Linked DNA regions of Homo sapiens: region 2 is linked to region 1. The links are chromatin loops, found by intact Hi-C in ENCODE. Cell type or tissue: IMR-90. All regions are shown on one strand. Each heading gives the region's core, and the rest is flanking DNA. Links, peaks and the distances in the headings are about the cores only.

Region 1 (2,928 bases), core at 268-2,767:
TTAGTACTGTTATTGGCTAGTGTATTAGTCTGTTTTCACACTGCTGATAAAGACACACCCAAGACTGGGCAATTTACAAAAGAAGAGGTTTAATTGGACTTAAAGTTCCACATGGCTGGGGAAGCCTCACTATCATGGTGGAGGTCAAGGAGGAACAAGTCGCATGTTACATGGATGGCAGCAGGCAAAGGGTGCTTGTGCAGGGCAATTCCCATTTTTAAAATCATCAGATCTCTTGAGACCCATTCACTATCACAAAAACAGCACAGGAAAGACCCACCCCCATAATTCAATCATCTCCCACTTGGTCCCTCCCACAACACATGGGAATTATGGGAGCTACAAGATGAGATTTGGGTGGCGACACAGAGCCAAACCATATCAGCTAGTAAGCAAAAAGGAACTTTCTGGATAAATCCTAAGCAAACATGAAAGTACAGTTGTTCCTACCACATGTGTTTCTTTTCAATGACAAACAGACCCTAAGATGTGTCCTGCTTCTGGTTAGAGGATAACCTCCAGGAGGCCCAAAGGAGAGGGAAGCAGCAGGATTAATTCTTAAGTAGCTCAAACACCACAGGAATTAGAACTCTCAGAGAAGCACCTGCCTTAATCCCTTCCAGTGTTGGGAATATTGGAGCAGATGCCTCTACAAGTGCTCAAGGGTGTGGTACGAAGTGGCTGGGTGGAAGGAAAGATGAGAGTTAAGTTTCTAAGATAGAGTGTTCAACCTCACAGGTGACCAAAGGACCTCACAACCAGCCCAATTCCTGATTTGTGCCAGGCAAAAGCAAGAGGACTCTGAATTGCTTTCACATATCTAGAACTCTTTTTGTTCTTCCTAAGATGTTATTGGTTTTTTAGAAAGACCTTTCCATTTCTGTGATACAGAAGTAAGAGTCCAAGGTGTTAGCTGAAAACAGTGCTTACCATGTAAAAGAGGCCCGAAAAATACTTAAATAACTGCTATAAAAATAAGTACTGTTGTTTGCAATACTTCATATTAAACAATGGCCATCTCTCAAGAAGGCAGAAAGGAGGTTGAACTTACTTTTTTGTGATATTGAGTTGCCCTCTTTGTGTCTTCTGCATATATATTAGAGGCGTTATAGAAAAAATACTTTCTAAGCCATATGTTGCAAGTCATAAGTACAGGATGTTTTTCTAGCCAAATCTCATCCAACTCAGAAATGCTTTCAGGGTTCTTCAGGCTCACTTTTCATACCATGGTGTGTCTCATTATTCAAGATCAGCTGGAGCCCAGAAGTGACTCAGTCCACTTGAATCACTGAGATTTGAGGGATTTGAGCTGAGCATAAAAGGGCAAAAAATTAACTGTGGCCAAACAGAAGGTGACAAATTCTCATAAAGGAATTATATACCTTTTAAGTTTTGATTAAAGAGATGGATGCTGAATATACTCCCAGAATAATAACAACATGAATATCACTGATCACAGTACCCATATTAACAATAACTTATTGCTTAATATATGCTCAGCACTTTAATAAGTACTTTACAAGTACTCTCTCACTTGTTCTTCAAAAGAACCTTTGCATTAGGGACCATCAACATATTCAGTTAATGAACGAAGAAACTGGGGCTCAGAGATTTAAAAAAAAAAAAAAATTGTCCAAGGTCACACTCCTAGAAAGTGGGAGAGTCAAGATTCAAAGCCAGGTCCTCTGGCTAGGAGGCCCAGGCTCTCAACCACTGAGTCATAGGATTGCTGCTTGGTAACTGCCTTAAAGCCTTGGAAAGCCAAATACCGCAGCAACGTGAATCCCTAGGAAGCTTAGTCAATGTTTTCTTAACAACCCTAACTGCACCTGAAAACAAGTAAACATTAAAAACTGCGTTTTGGAGGGTTTTTTTTTTTTTTTTTTACACACCAGGAAGTCTAGACACCTGCCTTTGTATATTTTCTGGAGGGGGGAAAAATAGACTCATTGTATGAAATTTATTTCAACCATTTAGGGAGATTTTAGTAAAGATAGGTTACATTTGCTATTCAGCAGTGAGACATAAATGTTTAACACAAGGTCTTCCTCCTCACCCACCCCTCCCCTACGGATGCTTTGAATAATGCAAAGTCTGTTTTAAGCTCTGCTGATTTACTCAAGAAAAGGGTCAGAATATTTTGAAATGTTGGTCATACAATCTGGCATACGGAGCATTAAAACTTAGGGTAAAACTCAACAAGCTACTTCCTGTCTGCTGCTTCTCGAGACTTCATGGGCTCATAACACTTAATAAAAAAAATGAGCTGTAAATAATACCTGATTTAAACTGCATGTCTCATTAAATGAACTAGACATTTGGAAGATCTTTTCATTCTTGCCGGAGAGTATATAAGCCTTTTGTGCATAATATGTTAACTTCCTGCTCTTTGAGGACTATGTGCTAGACACTTCACTCTTGGCTTGATTCCGATGGACTGATTGATAGTCAAACATCTTTGATCCACAAAACTGCAATTTCATATGGTCTACCTAACAAATGCTTTACATGTTTTATCTTCTAATCCTTACAACAACTGGTAAGGTAAGTCCTCTTACTCTTCCAAGTTCATTCATATATCAACTCCAGGAGGACAGAAACTCATGGGCTTTATCACTGCCAAGTCTTAAGTGCTTAAAATGGGACCTAGCATATAGTAGGTGCTCATTAATTATTGGATGAATCACTATATGCATGGATGGATGGATGAATGGGTGGATGAATGAATGGATGGATGGATGAGTGGGTGGATGAACATGTGAATGAATGGATGGATGGGTGGGTGGGTGGGTGGGTGGGTGGATGGATGGATGGATGGATGGATGGATGGACGGATGAGTGGGTGGATGGATGGATGAGTGGGTGGATGAATAGCTGAATGGATGGATGGATGAGTAGGTGGGTGGGTGGCTGGGTGAATGGGCGGTT
Region 2 (2,928 bases), core at 275-2,774, 140 kb after region 1:
ATCTTGAATACGCTCCAGGATGAGAAGAAAAAATACGCTGACACTGCTAAATCGGGTATATGTTTTTGCAATAAAGAACACTGGTCAATATACAACTGAGGAAAAACTGAAACAGATGTGAGTCCTAGAACCACAAGAGTTTGAATTTGCCCAGAAATGCTATTTTAAACACTCTATATGTTGGTCTGCTGTTTTTTTGTGGAATAATGCATTCTTGGCATCCTTAAAAGGTTTCAATATGTTACAAGGTTATCCGGAAAGAGAAAAAGCAAAGGCTAATGTATCAATCTGTGGAGCACTGTCCAGATTTCCGTGTACATTTTTGAAAAGCACAATAACTTGTATTAATTGCACTTAACACAATGAACCTTTAGTTTCCAACCAGTTTTCATTCTCTGCAGACCCGGGCTTTCTTTTTATAAAAACTGCTTTCAAAGGGCATAGAGACACCACACATGGTCCACAGTAAATTCAAATAGAGAGGTGCAATAGTTGCAGTGGTAAACACACAAAAAAATACATTTTTTTGGACTAAAAATCTGGTCACGGATAAAAGCATGTGCCTTTTCATTCTTCTCTGGGATGTTACAACAGCAACACGCTCTAAAACAATTAAGTTACATGCATAATGCTAAAAGAATGTGAGCAATCCTATAACCAGCTTTAAGCCATCTGCTTGATTTCTTTTTTTTTTTTTTTTGTAAGGAACATATATAGGAAAAGAGAATTCCCCTTTTGTTCCATTACATATAGAAACCTTTTGAAGCTTCCAAATAGCTTGGTTTTGGTAAAATTCACCACTCTTTTATTACTTTGACATGTAGTCATCCTAAACTATCCGTCATGGTTTCTCCAAAAATCTCCACATGAATTATCTGAAGGACAATTGAAACCACTTACCAATATACAAGTAACGTTTTATTTTATATTCTATCTTCCATTTGGCATAAGCCTTTCGATGTTTGTTTTTTAAACCAGTGAAATATACAAATCACGCAAGACAGAAATATGTACATTAAAAGTACAGAATAAAGGCTAGAAGATATACATAATATCTGAATGACATGTAGAATATTTTACATTAAATAGTTTCTTTTAAAAGCTAGGATTGTTAAACTCAACTCTCTTCATAAACATGAGTCACTAAAAAGGAACAATCTGATTTAGCAAATAAAAAAAGTACTTCATGGTTTTTGTATAATAAAAACCAAAAAAGTGACATTTTAAACTAATTAGTGCTTTTTGCTTTCAAGATCTTTTGCTCACAATTCACTGCAACTGAGGGGATGTGAATATCATTATGCAATAAATTAAGAGCCACAGTTGGCTGAGGTGATATGAAAGCCAACCTGCCTAAGGGGGGTATGAAAGATGTGTATCTTTCCAAACTTTTAAAACAACGTAAGTCTGAGATAAGAACATATTTGATGGCACTGTTTGGAAAGAGGTGTCCTTATTAAAAAAAAAAAAAAAAAAGCTATCTATGTAGTGGGCTGAATATTCCTTAGGGACTCAATTAATAAGTACTGTCATTTCTAATAGGCATGGGTTTCCATTCTGCAGAATGAACTAAGAAAAGAGAAACATTGCTGATGCTTCTGAGTTTTGAATATCTCTTAACGTCCATGTCTATAACGAACAAGTAATGCCCTCTCCACAAAGTGAACAGAAATGGAGGTTGGAGACAAAGGGGTGAGGCAGAAAAGAAAAAAGATATCTTCAACCCAACACGCATTTCAGTGAGTCAGAACTCAAGCTTCCTCAGAAACAAGGTTGCTTCGTCGTGCTCAAGGTATGATCACAGCAGGGCCACAGCCCAAGCTCAAGACTCAAAAAACTTTTGGAATAATCCCAACTGGACTGCAGTGAAGGACAACAATGCTCTAGACAGAGAAATAACCCCAGAGTAAACTGTAAATCTAAATCACTGGCTGCAATGAGATATATTTATATTTATATTTATATATATGTATATATATATATATGTTATGTACAAAAGACTTTGAGATATCAGGCACCATTAAACCACATTTCCCCCCTTATAAATGCAACTGTTCAAGTACACTGGGAACAGTTTTAAGGTACACCTGCAGTACAATAGGAGAAGCATGAGTGGATAATCTAAACACAGGATCATAACAGTGATACGCTGCAACACCTCTGTGAATTCCATTAGCCAAGTTCTGTCATTAAAACATAGAAAACTACTGCTCCTCAAAATAAAAGTTTTAGGAAACAAAAATCCCTAAGTAGTGAACTGTTTTCCAAGCAGAGCTCCTAATGTTTCATTTCCTGTCCTACAACCAAAGGGGACCCAGTGGAGCTGCCGTTTGGAAACGTGGCCAGCATCACATCACAACACGGAGGAATCAGAGAGGGCTCAGTGTGAAGAGGAAGGTGGATTTCACTGTTTTTCCTCAAATAGGTTGTCTGCTCTGGTGCAGTGCTGAATGGCACGCAATTACCTTGTTGCTTGGGCTGAGAACCTGTGAATGGGATTCATGTATTATTTTTACTATTATAATTTACTAACCAAGTATCCCTAAGAAAATAACAGGATATTTTCATTTATGTTCAAGCCAACCTCCCCAAACAAAAAAATCTAGTGTCCAGAATCATTTGGGGATCTTTTTACAATCTGGAATCCTAATTCTTATAACAGCTTCAAATCAACATCTTGACATAAGAGTTTTAAATTTTTTAATTTCTGGGGACTTTCCTCCCTGCTGCCCAAATTTCATGAGCTATTAGAATATGACGGTCTGTCTGCAAATGGAATATTTGAGGAGAATGAGACATGTGATATACCTTTTTTCCTTGAGAATATGACATTCTTGTCCTTCCATTGTAAATTATCATTTTGAAAATGCAGAAAGCAAGCTAGCAGCCCTGCTGGGGAAGGGAGGTTTGTTTTGTTTTGTTTTGTTT

Evidence for each region. Peaks named below come from ENCODE experiments on the same cell type or tissue, not always from the same donor. Only the 100,000 strongest peaks of a DNase experiment are listed, where the experiment ranks them.
Region 2: it touches region 1 in a loop (2.7-fold over the local background); 2 of 110 quality-filtered maps call a loop at or near these places.

Annotation. Positions count from the first base shown.
Region 1 is chr3:55,328,830-55,331,757 of GRCh38, forward strand. All of the region lies in intron 1 of LOC124906243 (a long non-coding RNA gene), which reads right to left. Among named protein-coding and RNA genes, the nearest start is that of LINC02030, 100 kb to the left of the region's middle. In IMR-90, for the core only: no CTCF peak of the experiment used is centred there; DNase peaks (open chromatin) are centred at 1,222, 1,752 and 2,052; H3K27ac peaks cover 1,396 bases.
Region 2 is chr3:55,466,681-55,469,608 of GRCh38, forward strand. WNT5A (Wnt family member 5A) reads right to left here. Exons shown (of 5, transcript NM_003392.7): 5 at 1-2,928. Among named protein-coding and RNA genes, the nearest start is that of WNT5A, 19 kb to the right of the region's middle. In IMR-90, for the core only: no CTCF peak of the experiment used is centred there; DNase peaks (open chromatin) are centred at 621 and 1,781; H3K27ac peaks cover 1,146 bases.